Linked DNA regions of Homo sapiens: region 1 is linked to region 2. A link is an interaction called in ENCODE POLR2A ChIA-PET data of the cell type or tissue named here. Cell type or tissue: GM12878. All regions are shown on one strand. Each heading gives the region's core, and the rest is flanking DNA. Links, peaks and the distances in the headings are about the cores only.

Evidence for each region. Peaks named below come from ENCODE experiments on the same cell type or tissue, not always from the same donor. Only the 100,000 strongest peaks of a DNase experiment are listed, where the experiment ranks them.
Region 1: POLR2A ChIA-PET joins it to region 2 with 8 read pairs; 2 of 35 experiments call an interaction of 5 or more read pairs at or near these places.

Annotation. Positions count from the first base shown.
Region 1 is chr10:818,162-827,601 of GRCh38, forward strand. LARP4B (La ribonucleoprotein 4B) reads right to left here. Exons shown (of 18, transcript NM_015155.3): 12 at 7,603-7,709; 13 at 6,904-7,155; 14 at 2,639-2,684. Among named protein-coding and RNA genes, the nearest start is that of LARP4B, 110 kb to the right of the region's middle. In GM12878, for the core only: no CTCF peak of the experiment used is centred there; a DNase peak (open chromatin) is centred at 5,030; H3K27ac peaks cover 541 bases.
Region 2 is chr10:700,469-709,908 of GRCh38, forward strand. No RefSeq gene overlaps it. Among named protein-coding and RNA genes, the nearest start is that of DIP2C, 16 kb to the left of the region's middle. RefSeq lists an enhancer at 1-495. In GM12878, for the core only: no CTCF peak of the experiment used is centred there; no DNase peak of the experiment used is centred there; H3K27me3 peaks cover 185 bases.

The sequences.
Region 1 (9,440 bases), core at 3,043-7,042, 120 kb after region 2:
GCTGCCAGCACTCACGAACAGCAGGGGCAGCTGAAGGCAAGGGAGACACTCTGGAGTGACTCCAGCCCACCAGATGGAAAGCAGGGCAGCCTGAGTCTAGACATTAAACTTTCTCACTTTCAGACAAGTGTTGTGTTACTACAGCATAGTTTTTAATGTGAGTCACAAGATAATTGTAAAAAACAAAATATGACACTCTCTCCACAACCTGTGTAAGAAATTTTACACACGTGCATCAAAAAAGTGGTTTAACAAAAGGGAAGGGGGCTCGAATTCTCTGAAAATAAACTTAATGAAAGTTTATATTTTTAAATAATTAAAAACACAGGATTTGACAACAAATTCTAATCAGATTCTTTGACTTCCAAGAAAGCAAACTCAGTATAATAAGAAGTGAGTGTACTTTGTAAGCCCAAATCTCAGAAGAAAGGCAGTAATACCTTTTATTGGAAAATGATCTATCAACCCGCTTTAACAAGCTGGCAGTCATTTTGCGAGTACGCAGTTCCTCGGCTGAAGGACACATGGCACAGAAAGGGGAAATGAGTTTGCATTTAGTTTAGAAATGAATTTATATTAACTAAAGAATACAACTATTTTTAGCTGAAACAATGAGCTACTCTGACCAGGAAGCAAAGATCTCATGGGATCCACCTAACTGGAAAGTGCCAATGTTTCTCCAAAGTTTATACACAGGAAGGTGAATCCCTGCATCAGTAGATTCTAGAGAAAATATGTCAGAAGTGAAAGCAGGTCAAAGGATGAAAATGAATTCAGGCTGACACAAACCCCAGTCCAGTCTGTGTTGGGCATTCCGCTTGCTTCTCTGCTCCACGCGACAGGTGCCTAATTTTAGCTTAGCTTTTCCCAGTTAGGTGTCCTTGGCAGTAAGCTTGTTACCTACTGAGCAGCTGGCTGTTGTATGCTCTCTGTAACCTAGTATTGTGAATATGATGCTCAAAATGATCCTGCAAAGCTCTAAGTTACACATGGCCACTATGATGGCAAAGCGGTTTTAAACATCTGCACGTTTCTGAGGTGAACACAGCTTTTCAGAAGATAAGCATTATTAGAGAGACAGCCTTCCCCAAAAATGTATTTAAATCTCAACTTGTAGAAGCAAAAGAGGCAGGCAACAACTGCCCAGATGTGGGAGTTACAAAATGACATCACCCACAGATGGGACTTGACTTGGAAGGCAGTGTTAAAATCCTCTAGGATCTGAGCACCTCTGGGTGAGGTCTGAGTACTGCTCAGGTCCCATGGGCGTGGTTAGGCCCGAGGCTCACACACTTTTACAGAAAAAGCGTCTGGACCTTTCTGAGGTCCTGAGAGCACGTACATAAGACGATGGGCGTATGCTCTGTAATCAATACAACACTGGGCCACAAGCCGAAGCTTCAAAGCAGGTCACAGTCATGAACACATGCATCAGGAATGCAAGGCAAAACAGAACGGAAGAGAAATGGCTGTGGGAAAACATCACGGCAGGCACAACAGTGCCCTGTGTTTAGATGCTTGACTTGTTAGTCCAAATGGTCACAGGAATTCACTAATTCCAATTGCAATTAACTGGTAAAAACTGCCTTACCAACTAGTTAAACAAAAACTAGACTAAGCCGACCTCATGAAAGGCACAATTTCTGAGTTCTAAACAGAGATTGTATCTTTTGTGATGAGAAAGCACCTGTGTGATGGCTTGAGGGGCTGGACCAGGATTTGTCCAGGTCTCCTCCAGCATTCCTTGTATGGAATTCCACATCTGCAAGCCCATGGAGGCATCCCTCCCATCTTCGTGGGTACTGCTAACTGCCACCTTGCTGTCCCACTACTGGTTCGTGGGTACTGCTAACTGCCACCGTGCCATCCCTCCCATCTTCGTGGGTACTGCTAACACTGCCACCGTACCGTCCCACCACTGGTTCATGGGTACTGCTAACTGCCACCGTGCCATCCCTCCCATCTTTGTGGGTACTGCTAACTGCCACCGTGCCATCCCACCACTGGCTGTGGAGAAGTCCATGCCATCCTCCACTAAAGACCAGCACAAACATTTTCCACAGGAGAAACTCTGATTAATCAACCCAAGCAAAAATCACCATGTCTCATGTACTTACCGCCACAAAAACCTATCACTTATGTTTGGGTCTGTCCTGCCAGTAAGTTATAGCAGAAGGAGATAATGCTTTCTACACAGTGGGAGAGTATTCGAAAGTTTTGAAGGAAAAACACCGACAAACAAATTGCTCCGTGGAAGATGCTTACTCTGCTCATTGAAATGAATGGCTCCAGTCATTTCAGACTCTCCGGTACAGCTGCCACACAGAAGAGCTCACGTGCACACCCGTGTGTAGGCTGCAGTGCATGCGACAGCAAGTTCCTGGCCATGCCTGTGCCACAGCACAACACGCCTGTGCACTGTGGAGTCCTGTGCAGCACATCGCTATTTCCAAAACCTCTACAGTTGCTTCCTCCTAGGCCAGCCAGGGTGTCAGTTATTACTTAGTGGATTTCACGTTACAAGTCTTTTGAAATGCTCATTCTTGTGCCTTAACCTTAATCCATTTAATTAAATCTCAGGTTTGGTATAAATTAGATTTAAATGTCTTGTGAAGAGGTATATGCTTTATGTACTCACTGTAAACTTCTCCTCCCTTTTCTTCCGGTAGCCAAAGGAATTCTTCCTAGAGGAGTGGAAAGTGAAAGACTGTTATTTTTTTCCCACTTGGAGAATTTATTATTGAGCACGTTTGCACTCACATAATCAAAGTACACATCAATTCAGTCTTTATCACTTTGAAACCTTTCAAAGATGACTTTCAATTCTAAAATCCCAACTTCAGGAAGCGTAAGCAGAACAACACAAAGTTGACAGCAAGGGACTAACGTGGAAGTCCAGGCAAGTGATAAAGAACAGAAGAAAACACTGACTGAAACCAACTCCCTGGTGCCTCCTTGGGATGTCTGTTAAGACATGAGTACTGAACATCCACTGGGTGGAAATGACAAGACACATAAAATCTGAGACTGAGCTCCATCAATGAGTTGTTTAAAATGGTGGTGAGAATTTTCCCGGCGCAGATTTGCTTTACATCAGATTTAAAAGACCCCAAATACCGCGTCCCATCCCTTCCTCTGCCCTCTCAGCTTCCTCCACTACTGCCTCAATGGCTGACCCCTTCCCACGAAAACCACACAAGGACCTCTGTGCCCCAAAGACTTCCTGCCCTCGCCTCCCAGCCTCAGGAACCACATTCTGGACCTCCCCATGCAGGCAGCAAGGCCACGCCACACACGCAGTTGATAACCACAGGACAGACACTGATTAAGTGGTGACTTCACGTGGAGACCTAGGACTCTAGGATGGCCAAGACATTCCCATTTCCCTGGACAGGTTATGTGGTCTAACAAGTCACATGACACACATTCATCTCAATGGATAATTTAATGGAATGCAAAGACTCCCCCAAGGGCCTTGTATTACATAACCTGGAAAGGAGTTAAGAAATAGTCTTGACTAATTCCTTCATTTACAGAAAACCAAAAACTAGTCTTGCCTAAGATGGCCTAACAGTGGAAAACTCTGTGGAACCTTGGGCCAAACCCTCTAGGGCAAGGACGGCACAAACCTTTAGGATTCTGGAGCAAATCCCTATTATCTCCTACAGAAAACTTTCTGGAAATAGCTCCTGGCTTTCTACTGGTGCCTTGCGGAGACTGCAGGCCAGACTATGGGACATGGATGAGTACTGAGCCACAGGTGGGGCATGAGTCCTGACAACCCAACCTCCTGTAGGAACAGGGGGCTTGGTGCTCCTTGTCCTGGATCCATGCCTGTGGCCTCACAGGGAGAGAGGGTCCTGGGCCTGCATTATGGACAGCCACCCCAGTACACACCTGGCTCAGCACCACTCCCTAATAGGGGGTGCTCCCAAAACCCAGGGAGCTGAACTCCTACTCCGCTGCGCCAGGATTCAGAAGTAGTGGAAAGGTGGGGCTACAATGACCCATGAGCAGAGCTAGGGATGCAACCAGATGAGAGTCTTCAGTGGGACAGGACTCAACTGGCCCTGGGGACCTGGGAGGGGTGTGAGACGGATGGTGTCAGCACCTGCTTGCCCAGAGGCATTGCCCTGAGCGCTGGACAGAGGGACAGCAGCCACATGGGCAGAGGACATCCCGCAGGGCTCGGCACAGGGCATCCCTCCGCCAAGGGCAGCCTGCTCGTCACTACCGGCTGGGACGCAGGGGCACCCATCCCTTGGAACACAGCGGTGTCCAGGACACAGACCTGCCTGCCATGGGGTCCTATCCCAGTCACCATCAGTGGGCCCAGCCAACACTCCCCCACACCCTCACTGGGCTCCACGTAACCCGTGTCAGACCCAGAAGCCCACCTGCAGCCGTAGAACACTGTCAGCTGTCAGTGCCCATCATGCAGAGAGCAGGTTGGCTGAGCCAAGGCTCAGTGACAGGGCCATGGTGGGTTACAGCTCACAAGGGGTAGCAAGGGACCCAGGGTGGTCCCAGCACCATAGAGGAAACATCACTGTGACACCCGCGACTCTGAATGCAGTGGTGTGAAGGCCTGAGACCCTGAAGAGGTGTGCTTCCCCCAGCTGATCCTAACAGTAGCTCCACCAAGGCAGCCACCTGGCGCCTGGGGCTCCTCATGCCATTCAACCCAGCTGGGCCGTGCCCTGCCATGGCCGCCATGCAAGGGTAGGGACATGTGTCTGGACTCTGGTAAGGGGTTCTCCAGGACATCTTAGCACTTTGGTCCAATAGAGAAAGTTAATGGAAACAAAACAAACCCTCCCAAAAAGGGGAGGTGGAGGCATGGCTGCTGTGGATCAGGTTCTCAGGGCAAGCAAGGCCTGGCACACCTCCCTGCAAAACAGCACAAGCTCTTTCTCAAGACAGAGGGAAGGAGGAGGTTACGAAGGTCAGCTCTGGCTTCAGAACCCATCGCAGAAACAGGCTGCAGGAGTTGCATGCGCTTTCCCTGCCCACCACTTCCTAAACCACTCCCTAAACCACTGGTGCGTGCTTCCTAAACCACTCCCTGCCCACCGTGCCCATGCTGGTGTGCGCTTCCTAAACCACTCCCTGCCGCAGTGCTCAGGTCTCAGGTGGGAGGACAGTTGTCCTCCCTTGGTGGGGAGAGAGAGGGTCTCCATTGGTGCAAGATCTGCATCTGTCAGGCAAAAGCATAAACTTGTTACAGTTGCATTTGGAAGTTCAAGTATTGTTGAAGGGTATCCTGGGTAGACCACATTCGTCAGCAAGCTTTGGACTCTCAGCTTCAAAGCCACCTGTATACATTTTGTGAGGTAGCTGGAATTCAACAAGCCCCACTTTCATTTGCCAGGAAACTCCTTGTGACGCTCGTATGAACAAGGCACACTGAAGAGCACAGGAGGCTGAGGCCGGGGGGCCTTGTCCATCTAGTCTGCCTCCTTCCACACCGTGCCCACAATTGATGCCCCTCAGAGGGAGCCACATGGCCTTGATGAGTAGGGCTCTGTCCCAAGTCTGAGCCCCAGCTCTGCAACCCTCCTCCCTCCAAGCGTCTGGGTCTTAAGAACCCCAAACTGAGACCCAGGGCTAGCAACTGCTCCCTGAAGTCACTGACTCTCCATGACACGGTGGGCCCCTTTTGGCTTTGCATCTCCAAGGCCTGTTGAGCCAACCTGATGCCATGTTTCCTGTGAGACACAGGCCAGTGCCAGCTCTCCCAGACCATGGTGCCTTCCAATGCCACTGCACAATCCCTGCAGGAACTCCTATGTGCTCATTGAATCATTATGGGCAGGAATGAGATGCTTCTGATGCCTCTTCATGTTGAATTCTCACTGCACAGAGGGTGTGCACTGTGGCAGGCAGGAAGAGGAGCTTGCACGTCAGGGATGGTGCTGTACACATTGTATATAGAACACCCTGAAAAAGCTCAGGTATTTGAGTCACTTGTTTGTCACTTATGAGAGGAAAATCCTGACGGTCCTTACCAAGGCAAGGACTGAGAAGATCAACTGGCCTTATCAACAATGGGCAGGTGCGGTGGCTCATGCCTGTAATCCCACCACTATGGAAGGCTGAGGCAGGAGGATGGCTCTAGGCCAGGAGTTCAAGACCAGCCTGGGCAACACAGCGAGATCCTGTCTCTACAAAATATTTAAAAACTAGCCAGGCATGGTGGTGTGCATTTGAAGTCCTAGCTTCTCAGCATGCTGAGGCAATAGGATTGCTTGAACCCAGAAGTTCAAGGCTGTAGTGAGCCATGATCATGCCAACGTACCCCAGCCTGGGCAACGGAGTGAGACCCTGTCTTAAAAACAAACAAACAAACAAACAAACAAACAAAAACCTACTACAGGATTGATGCCAAAAAAATGTTAAACAAAACCAAAAATGGTGGGCAGGAAGCACAGCTAAGACCCGTCCTGGCTAGTCTCAACCCTCCAATGAGATGAGACTGCAATGCTGATCTGCCTGGTTACCCGCTCCAGGCTCCACCTGCAGTGCCTGGTGCACACCCAGCTGGAGGGCGCCAGGCCAGCAGCCATGGGGCAGAGCCTGGACACCGCCCTTGCAGAGGGGCCTGGTGAGCCAGGGGTGCTGCCAAGAGGAGACTGCAGGCACATGGGATGGAGTCTATGGCTATTGAGCTCCAGTGTTTCTACAAATAATGATCTAAAACAACTACAGTTCTCACTGAACCATTTCATATTCCAAAAAAGATGAAGCCATTTAAGTCTTAGCAATTATATAAAACCCTTATGTTTATAGCCTTCAGTTAGATTTTCTGTGACATATTTAAAGACAATTACAAAACATATCTAAATTAAATAATTTTTAAAATATTAGTTTATGATGTTACACAGTAACTGCTCAACAACTCACCTTCCCCTCCCTAAACCAGGAGAGGATTCGAGACTGCCTGGCTCCACACGCCCAGGCCCAGCCTCTCTCTTGGCATATGCTGAAGGGTTTTGAATCCGTGTTCTAGTTTGACCTGCTTGCCTTGTTTGTGGACTCCGGACACCATTAATTAATCGATCTGCAGTGAAGTTAAATATTGAAGGACTTTCTAATAACCCAGGTCCCCTCTCTGCACTAGGAATCGCATGCCGCAGATGAGATTTACTAGGATTCCTGTAAATAAAAATGGTTTTATGTGTTGAGTTATAAAATGATCAAGGCATTACATAACATGCATACTGACATGGAATAGCTAAGCTGAAATCTGCTCTCTGTTTAATAAAGTATAAAAATAGGATTTGGAATGGTTAACTCCTAACATATAGGATAATGCAAATCTATTAACAATGTGCCACAATTCTGCTTAGCTGTTTTTCAGTCCAGGCCCAAATTAAAATCAGGCACACCTGATGTGTACAAGTTGCCCCAAAGCCTCCTCTCAGAGAATCTGAGGCGGGCACCCATGCCAGATTGTAGTGCTTAGTCTTTACAGAATGCAGCTGTGTGCTTCAGGTGGCTCTGTCTGCGAGGAGCAGGACTAGTGATCAAAGCTCTCTCATCCCAACTCCGGAAGGGCAGTAGCGTAAAGACCAAAACTGCTAAGACCGCCCCGGAACTTGCCTGCTTCGAGGAGGATACTGTCTGAGAGAAGTCAGAGGAGACGCCGCAGGCTTGAACGCTGGAGACGTAAACCCATTTATAAATCCAGTATTTGGAAATGGAGTTACCTAGATTCATTTGAAAACAGACAAGTAAATAAACCATAAAACAGACTTCAATTTCATTAATACCAACAAATCTGTGGAAACTGAGGGCATTTCTTGATGTTGTCAGAGTCATGACCCATGCTGAGACATGTATTTTACAATTTTATCACCAATGGGTGCTGTTTAGAAGTAGGCTGGAGCTTTTGTGCATCCTTTCAGCCAATCCTTACAACAATCCAGCGAGGAGAACTGACACATGCGGAAGCAGGCACTGAGAGGAAAGACGTGGTCAAGAGCGCATGGGCTCCAACAAGTGTTGTAACCTTTAGCATGTCAGTCTGATACGACCTCCATCACTGGCAGGAAGTCAACAGTTCTTGATTCCTGATGGCTTTAATACAACTCATCAACATTCTCAATCTTAGGAGCACCTGCACACCCACTGCTGCTCACTCGGCTTCATCCAACCACAGCCTGACAGGGCCTTTACCTTTACCCCGACACAAGTCCTGCTCTGCAGATCAGGGTATTTTCAGATCATCATTATTCCCCAAGTCACAAGGTAAGTATGGCATGCAAATATACTAACATAAGATTCAGAAGAAATTAGAAAGGGTCACAGAACCCCTAAAAGATCTTAAGTAGTTAAAAATATTGAGCATAGAATTTTAAGTATCGGCCAACTATTTTTAAAATCTAGACACATACAAAAATAAGATAAAACTTATTGTTAAAACAGTTCCTTTAAAAACAAACAAACAAACAAAACTCAAGACCATTCATTCTAATTCTCTGGCTTCTGGACCCATGGTTTCCAATACGTTCTGCATCACTGATATCTCGCTCCTTATGCTCCTGACACAGGGCACTTAGTTCCTGAGGGCCTTCCAGTCCACACCCTCAATGTCACTAAAGTGACAGAGATACGCATAGAGCCCTCCTTGTTTGGAGGAAGAGAGAAAGGAAAGGAAAAAAGCAAGTAATTCTCCTTAATTAGAGCTAACTGGAAGATATAACAGAAAAAGAATATTATAGCTTAGGACTAAAATAAAATCATACAAAAGGGAAGTTAGAATCTTCAATTTGCTACTTGAGAAACTCTTCACTCTGTAAGAATCGGACTTTTTAAAATACATCACACATGGCCGGGCGCAGTGGCTCATGCCTATAACCCCAGCACTTTGGGAGGCCAAGGGGGGGCGGATCAAAAGGTCAGGAGATCAAGACCATCCTGGCTAACATGGTGAAACCCCGTCTCTACTAAAAATACAAAAAAATTATCCGGGCGTAGTGGCGGGCGCCTGTAGTCCCAGCTACTCAAGAGGCTGAGGCAGGAGAATGGCGTGAACCCGGGAGGCGGAGCTTGCAGTGAGCCAAGATCCGGCCACTGCACTCCAGCCTGGGCGACAGAGAGAGACTCTGTCTCAAAGAAAAAGAAAATACATCACACTTGAAGAGCCATGAATGCAGACCTGGATCTGAGGCTGTAAATCATGGGCAGAGCAATGAGGACTAATCATTTCCAGCAAGTCATTTTACAGACAGAGCCCTGATATTCCAGTAATTTTGCTCAAGATAAAAAATAAAATTGGTCATATATAAAAAATAAAGTTGATTATTAATGCGTTCCTATTATTACTTGTTGGGGATTAATAGGCACAATCTCTTCAGCTGCAGAACAAAGGACGCACATGTTTTAGCACAAGTAAAAGGCTGCGATGGAGAGCCCCAGTATCACAGACTCAGAGCAGG
Region 2 (9,440 bases), core at 2,952-6,951:
TGTGGTGTGTGTGCATGAGCATGCACTGTGTGTGGTGTGTGTGCATGCATGAGCGTGCAACTGTGTGGTGTGTGTGCATGCATGAGCGTGCACCTGTGTGTGGTATGTGTGCATGCATGAGCGTGCACTGTGTGTGGTGTGTGTGCATGCATGAGTGTGCACTTGTGTGTGCTGTGTGTGCATGCCTGTGCCTGCACTGTGTGTGGGTATGTGCATGAGCATGCACTGTGTGTGGTGTGTGTGCAGGCATCGGCGTGCACCTGTGCGTGGTGTGTGTGCACGCATAAGCATGCACCTGTGTGTGTATGTAAAGAAAGGCTAGGAATGAACAGAGCTCCCTCCACACGGAAGAAAATATGACGCATGGGAAGATGTCTTCCCTGCAAAAGTAAAATAATTAAAAACTGGAATTGACATATTAACGGATGTGATTAGCCTGGCTGAAAATTGTGTGAGAGCCTCTTTTAAGGAATGGGGAAAATTACAAATGGCTACACAGAAACTAATCTAATAGGACAAATAAGGCAATTAACTTTAGGAAAAACAAAAAGAAAGGATCCATGGTGATAGCAGATGCTAAGCTCTGGATAACCCTTGCTTGTAATGTGATGACGTGGTTTGACTTGGGGATAGCATTTTGCTATTTGTTTTCGGTATTTTGTTTTTCTGTTCCTCCTTTCCTGACTTCTTTTGGACTAGTCAAAATTTTTTAGTATCTCATTTTAACTCCCTTTTTCTTACATGTCCTTGCACTGCTTTCTGTATTGTTGTCATATATATTATATATTCGTACATTATAAACCTCACAAAGCAGTGAGATACTATTTGGGTTACCAGTAATATGACTTTTGAAAAATTAGAAGAAAAAATGTAAAGTATGAAGTCTTTTCTATTTACCATTCTAGAGGCTGTTCATCCATTCCTATAGATCTGAATTTCTATCTAGGGTCATGAAGAACTTCCTTTAGAATTCTTGTAATACAATTATGCTTGGAGCGAAATATCTTTACTGCATCTTCAATTTTAAATGATATTTTCACAGGATTTAGAATTCTGGGTTGACAGCTGCTTCTTTCTGCTCTTTAAAATCTTATCCCATTGTATTCTGGCCTCCGTTGTTTTTGAAAAAATCAACCCTAATTCGTGTTATCATCCACTTGGATAGAATTGTCATCTCTCTCTGGCTGCTTTCAAGACCTTCTCTTTCCCTTTGGTTTCAACAGTTTCACCCTCATGTGCCTCGGTGCTGTTTTCTTCATATTTATCCTGCGTAGGGTTTGCTGGGCTTCTGTGATCTGTGGGTTCTTGTCTTTCAAAGCTTCACATAATTCTCAGCTCTTCTTCCAACATATTTTCTCTACTCCTTTCTTTCTTTTCCTTCCAAACTTCTCTCACACTTGTGTTGGAGAGATAGATATTGTCCTAAAGATTATGAGACTCTGTTCATGTTCTATTTTAATAATTTTTCTGTTCTGCAGATTAAATAGTTCATTGACCCTTTCTTCTAACATTTGCAACCCTCTGTTAAACTTGTCCTGTTAATTTTTTATTTTATATATTGTGCTTTTCAGTTTTCTAATTTCCCCTCTTTTTGTAGTTTAGAATTCTCTACTGAGATTCCCCATTTGCTCACTCACTCCAGTAGCCGTGACAAAGATGTGAATTTGTCATAGTTTCTGGAGAGGGCTGCTTGCTAATTCCAACATCTAGGTTATCTAGGGACCAGTTTCCTTCAACTGCATATTCTCTTGACGATGGCTTATATTTCCTCATTTATTTGCACATCTAATTTTTCAAATTTTTTAATTCTTTATTTTTATGGGTACATAGTATGTGTATACATTTATGGGGTACATGAAATATTTTGATACAGGCATGCAATGTGAAATAATCACATTGAGGTAAATGGGGTGTCCATTGCCTAAAACATTTTTTATTTCTTTGTGTTATGAACATTCCAACTATACTTTGTAAGTTTGTTGTTTTTTTGTTTTTTGAGATGGAGTTTTGCTCTTGTCACTCAGGCTGGAGTGCTATGGTGCGGTCTTGGCTCACTGCAACCTCCACCTCCCGGGTTCAAGCGATCCTCCTGTCTCAGCCTCCCAGTAGCTGGGATTACAGGCGCCCACCATCACGCCTGGGCTAATTTTTGTATTTTTAGTAGAGATGGGGTTTCACCATGTTGGCCAGGCTGGTCTTGAACTTCTGACCTCAGGAGATCCACCTGCCTCAGCCTCCCAAAGTGCTAGGATTACAGGCATGAGCCACCATACCCATTTCTAAGTTATTTTAAACGTGCTAAATTATTGTTGACTGCAGTCAGTCTACTATCAATTACTATATTTTATTCATTCGAACTGTATTTTGTACCCATTAACCATCTCCACTTTCTCCTGCACTCGTCACTATTCTTCTCAGCCTCTGATAACCACTATTCTACTCTCCATCTTCATGAGTTTGATTAATTTTTAGCTCCCATAAATGAGTAAGAACATGCAAAGTCTGTCTTTCTGTGCCTGGCTTATTTCACTTAGCATGATATCCTCCAGTTCCTTCCATGTTGTTGCAAATGATAGGATCTCATTCTTTTTGTGGATGGATAGTACTCATTGTATACACGTACCACATTCTCTTTATCCATTCATCTGTTGATGGACATAGGCTACTTCCAAGTCTTAGCTATTTTGAATAGTGCAGTTATAAAGTGGGAGTGCAGATATCTCTTCTATGTACTGATTTCCTCTCTTTGGGGTATATATCTAGCAGTGGGATTGCTGGATCATACGATAGTTGTATTTTTAGTTTTTTTGAGGAACCTCCATACTGTTAGCCATATCTAGTAATTTTTTGTTGTATGCTGCACATTGTGTACAATATGTTGTAGACAGAGAAGCTCATGTCTTCTTTCTTTACAGGGTGTTGTGTTTGTTCTGGCAGACAGTGGAATTAGTGGTACTTACTTTTGGTCTTCTCAGCCTTAGGTCTATTCTTTGCTAGAGTGGGTCTGTTTTGGTTTAGAAAGTATTTTTATGATATGATCCTTACTCTAGAGTGTGGGACTTACACTTAAAGTTTGGCCTTTCTGGGAACTCAACTCCATTCCAAAGTTCTCAGTGAGGTTTCTCCACTGCTGAGGCTGGTACTCCAGTGTCTCCCAAAACTGCCTGCTTCCTTTGTCACCACTAGCTCATGGCCTGCAGTAGGCAATACCTGCTAAGCCCCACAGAGTCCTGCCCTTCACCTGTCAGCCCAGACTCGAGCTGAGGGACCATGCTGAAGCCCCATGCATGTTTCTGGGGGCTTCTATCTGTGTGTTTCCCCTTCTCAGAAACCCCACCAAACAAATCCAACCGCTTCAAAAACTTGAACTTCAGTCTCTTCCTTCTCAGCTCCAGGAGATCACCATCCTGCTTGACTCTACCTCCCTCCCCTGCAGCAGGAGAGCACCCAGGCAGAAAGCCAGAGCAGTGGCAGGCAACAAGGGCTCATCTCGTAAGTTTCTCTTCCCCTGTGATGCCCATTTTTCTTGTTTTTTTTTTTTTTGTTGTTGTTGTTTGTTTGTTTGCTTTTATTTGAGACAGAGTGTTGCTCTGTCCCCCAGGCTGGAGTGCAGTGGTGCAATGTTGGCTCACTGCAACCTCCACCTCCCAGGTTCAAGCGATTCTCCTGCCTCAGCCTCCTGGGTGGCTGAGACTACAGGCATGTGCCACCACGCTAGGCTAGTTTTTATATTTTCAGTAGAGACAGAGTTTCACCATGTTGGTCAGGCTGGTCTCAAACTCCTGACCTTGTGATCCACCCAACTCAGCCTCTCAAAGTTCTGGGATTACAGGCATGAGCCACTGCATCCAGTCTTGCCTTTAAAAAAAATAAATAAAGTGGGCGAGCTCATGGTCGAGATGCCCAACCAGATGACACTCCCAACACACACTTTTCAAAGCCTAAAATGCCTCGTCTCCTGTGCTGCCCATGCTGTAGTTGTTTCCAGTGGACAAGTCTGTGTCATGGCTGGCAGTAGAAGTCTGTGAAAAATATTTTCATGTGCATATAATGTAAACACAAGTCCAGATTGGAGGAAAAGGATAAGTATTTCTGGAGGGATGTCTCCAACAAAAATAATGAAACTGATAGAATTGGCATATTGAGAGGAGATGGAGGTTGAATTATTTTGGGGATAAATGATATTTACATAGTCATAATAATGTAAATTCTGAGAATTGACATAAACAAAAACCAAAATATTTAGGGAGGAACAGGATAGGAAATGTTTGTGTGTGAGCATAGAGAGCAAGAGGAAAATTAGAAAGCCAAGTCCGACTGGGCCAGGCGAGGTGGCTCATACCTGTAATCCCAGCACTTTGGAAGGCTGAGGTGGATGGATCACTTGAGCTCAGGAGTTCAATACCAGCCTGGGCAACATAGTGAGACCCCGTTTCAAAAAAAAAAAAAAAAGACAGCCAAGTCCTCATCTGGGGGATGTAGACTGTCAATAAGTAGTATCTAAAATTTAAAAATAAAGACCTAGCACTATGAGCTTACTATTTAGAAATACGAAGTGAAGCCAGGTGCGGTGGCTCACGCCTGTAATCCCAGCACTTTGGGAAGCCAAGGCAGGTGGATCACGAGGTCAGGAGATCAAGACCATCCTGGCTAACACGGTGAAACCCCGCCTCTACTAAAAATACAAAAAATTAGCCAGGCATGGTGGTGGGTGCCTGTAGTTCCAGCTACTTGGGGGGCTGAGGCAGGAGAATGGTGTGAACCTGGGAGGCAGAGCTTGCAGTGAGCGGAGATCGCACCACTGCACTCCAGCCCAGGCGACAGAGTGAGACTCTGTCTCAAAAAAAAAAAAAAAAAAAGAAAAGAAAAAGAAAAAAGAAATGTGAAGTGAACACCAAAGGAAACATCAGAAAAGCACAGTGTACTTGCCCGTAGGAAATGGAATCAGTCTGGAAATTGCTTCATTGGAAGTCTAATTATGCAGGTACACAATTTTTATGGGGAAAAATAACATATGCAGAGATGTGCATAAATACTTTGATATTTAACAAATAAGTAGAAATCCAACTAATTCTCAACCAGGTTCTAAAATTGATTTTCATTTCTTTTGCAAAATATATAGAAATGTGAATAAATGTTACAGGTAGCACTTAAATGATTGAAAATCCAACTAACCATGAGCCAAGTCAAGACATTGAACATGATTGTCATCCTAAAAGTCCTTCATGCATCACTTCCTGACTGCAATTCCCTCATTCCTACCAAGACAGACCATTCTCCTGACTTGCACAGTGATACTTTTCTTTACCACCATTGCATGCATCCCTGTAAAATATGGTTTAATTTTGCTTACTTTTGAACTTTGTATAATGTTGATATATTTTTTTCCACTCTCCTTTAGGTTGGTAGATTCATCCATGCTGTTTCACGTAGCCTACCTTTTTTTCCTCTAACTAAATATTTTTTGAATGAATATATTAGAGTGTATTGATTCATTCTATCATTCTACTGTTGATGGACATTTGGGCTGTTTCCAGATTTGGCTATTATAGGACAAATATACTATAATTTCATAAGTAGTATAATATATGTGGTTACATACTATCATATATATGATACGCTGGTGAACATAAATGCACTTTTCCCCCAGAACTCTGAATTGCTTTCTATGCCAGAAGTTGCCAAGCATTTATGAGCTCTCTATTCTGTTCCACGTATCTATCTTTTCATTCCTGAACCAATACTACATGGTATTAATGCAGCCAATAACATCCACAAAACTGATAGCAGAAGATCTCTTGTGCCTTCCTTCCCCACCTCCCTTCTTCTCCTTCTCCAATGCCTTGGCTCTTCCTGTGCCTGGAATTTTTGCATATTTTGAATTACCTTGTCATGTGTACCTCCCTCACCCCAAATACCTCCTGGGATCTGAGTGGGATTGAACTGAATCTAGAAATCAACTGAAAGATTAACCACCTCTCTGCATTTTGATTCTCCACAACACGGCACATCTCTGCATTTGTTTAGGTTTTCAGCAATGTCTTTCAGTCTTTCAGTAAAGTTTTATAATTTTTCTCATAAAAGTTTTTCACACTATTCTTTTTTATCTATTATAATTGCTATTGGTGATGCTATTGGTGATTTTTAAATGGTATATTTTTAAATGACATTTTCTATTTGTTGCTTTTATATAGAATACAATTGAATTTTTATACTGATATTGTTTTTGGTAACCCCCCATAAACGTTCTTACTAATTCCAATAGTTTATCTGTAAAATATTTTTTAATGTACTACAGATAAAATTGTTTTATCTACAAAAAATGGTGGCTTAGTTTTTTCCTTTCCTCAGCATTGCCCAGGTGAGGCCTCTCTGCAGCGGTTCACCCCTGAATTTCTGCTTGCCATTGCCCCAGTACAGGCTCTCTGCGGTGGCTCTGCTCCTGTGACAAGTCCCTGCCTGGGGCCGCAGGCTGTCCATGACATCTCTTGAAATCTAGGTGGAGGCTGCCCCACAGCTCTAGCATTCTTCTTGCCTAAAAATTGGCACCACATGGATGCCACCAAGGTTTATAGCTTGTACTTTCCAGAGCCATGGCTGCAGCCACAGCTGCGGTGACTGAGCACTGCACTGGTTGTGGGTTCCCTGGAGCTCCCGGTCAGTGATGGGGGCAGCCTTGAAGATCTTGGAGGTGCCTTCAGGGTCATTCTCCCTGTCCTGATGATTCCTTCTCTCCCCAGTCATCTCCTCAGTGAACAGTCACTTGGCCACACCCTTGGTTTGCTCTCCCAAACTCACCTTTTTATTCTTTACATGGTCAGGCTGAAAAACTTCAAAATCCTTCCATTTTGCTTCTCTTTTAATTATGAATTCCATCTTTAAGTCATTTATCTCATATCTGACTGTATGTGATTTAAAGTAGCCACACAAATTCTTCATTATTTTGCATAGACATTTCTTCTGCCAAATATCCTAGTTCACTGCTCTTATAGTCCACCTCCCCATAAAGCCTGAGGCATGGATATAATTCAGATAAGTTCTTTGAATCTTTATAACAAGGATGGCCTTTCCTCTAGTTTCCAAACCTTGTTCCTCATTTCTGCCTGACACCTTATCAGAATGTCCTGTCCATATCTCCACCAACATTCTAGTCACAACCACTTAAGGAATCTCTGGGAAGTTTCAGGCTTTCCCCACTCCTTTTCTTCTGAGCCCTCACCAGAATTGCCCTTCACACCCCATTCATAGCAATCCAGGCTTTTTCTAACACATACCTCCAAATCCTTCCAGCCTCTACCCATTTCCCAGTCCAAAGCCACTTCCACATTTTCAGGTATTTGTTATAGCAACGATCTGATTTCTCACTACTAGTTTTCTGTCTTAGTCTGCTAGAATAGAATTCAACTCTGTGAGTTGAATGCACACATCACAAAGAAGTTTCTCAGAATCCTTCTGTGTAGTTTTTATGTGAAGATATTTCCTTTTCCATGTTAGAATAGAATACCATAGACTGGATCATTTATAATGAACAGAAATTTATTTGGCTCACAGTTCTGGAGGCTGGGAATTCCTACATCAAGGTGCTGGTGTCTGGTGAGGGCCTTTGTACTGTGTCATCTCAGGGCAGAGAATGCAAGAGAGCAAGAGAAGGGTTATAACTAACCCACTCCTGCAATAATGGCATTTATCCATTCATGAGGGCAGAGCCCTCGTAACCCCATCACCTCCCCATACTGTTGCATGGGGGGTTAAGTTTCTAACACATGAACCTTGGGGGACACACTCAAACCACAGCACTTGTCAAAGATATCTTGAGAGGTGATGAAGTAAAGGATAGGTCTCTGCATCCCAATATTCTCCCAACGTAAAAGCCACAGTCAGGCTGATAAATGAACTCCAAATAATCAGATTTCTGAAATCTATGCCAGGGTCTTTGAAAGCCAAGTCAGCCGCAAGAACAAGAATTTTCCCCACTGATACTTAAGCCAAAAATTGACCAAAAAATTAGAAAGGAATGAAGAGAGAAAAAGAAAAGAAAAGAAGGAAAAATCCACATATATAAAACAACAACAGGAACCAGGGCATGGTTGGAATTCTGCAGCTCTCACTCTAAAACTGCAATGAGTGAGCTGTGCCAGTTTGACTTGACTATTCATGAACTTCAGAATAATGGGGCATGTATTTTATTCAATTGATTTTTATTTTGATTTCATGATATTATTCTGGGGCTTACTATATTACTATATTTAAAAGTTTTTACATTCATGTTCATAAGTGAAATTGGCCTGAAATATTCCTTATTTATTTGTCCTTGGTATCAAGGTTTGTTATATCTTAAAATAAGTTCCAAAATGTTCCTTCTTTGTCTGTTGTCTGGAAGAGTTTGTGTAAGAATGGAGTTGTTTTTTCCTTGAGTGTTTGGAATAACTACCTTGTGAGGCAGCAGGGCCTGGAGTTTTAAGGAAAGAAATGTACTACTGATGTAAGGATTTGAAGGTTTTTCGTCTATTGTAGTCTTCCATTTCCTCTTTTTTTTTGAATTATTATTATACTTTAAGTTTTGGGGTACATGTGCACAACGTGCAGGTTTGTTACATATGTATACATGTGCCATGTTTGTGTGCTGCACCCATTAACTCGTCATTTAGCGATGAGTTCATGTCCTTTGTAGGGACATGGATGAAGCTGGAAACTATCATTCTCAGCAAACTATCACAAGGAAAAAAAACCATTTCCTCTTAAGTCAGTCTTGGTATACTTCCCTAAACATTTCCCCATTTCATCTATTTTTTTCCAATTCATTGGCCTAAAGTTGTTAGTAATGCCTTATTTCTATGACGTTTGTGTGTGGCAGCTATAGTGATAGTCCCTGTTTTATTCCAGTATTGGTATTTGTACCTTCTCTTTATTTTGGTAAATATCACAAGGTTTTGTCCATTTTATTCGTGTTATTGAAGAATAAACTTTTATATATCTCAATCCTTCCTATTGTATATTCGTTTTCGTTTCCTTTGATTACTGATCCTATCTTTATTATTAATTTTTTTCCTTTTTTGGATAATTTTGCATTTGCTTTTTTAAACTTCTTTGATGGATATTAAACTTCTTTTCAGCATTTCTTCTTTTCTAATATATGAATATGAAGCTTTTTCTTCTAGTTTAAGCTTTGGCTTCAGTCACAGTTTTAATATGTAGCATTTTCATTATTCAATTCAAAATTCAGTTTTCATTATAATTAATTATATAGCATGATTTATTTATTATAGTGTTTCTAATTTCCAAAGATATCTTTCCATTTGTGTTTTTGTTATTGAGTTCTCCCTTGATTACATTATGATCAGAGAATATTTGGATATTATGTAAATCATTTGAAATGTTTTAAATCTTGCCTTATAGTCATGTCTGCAAATGCTCTGTGTATACTAGAAAATATGTGTTTT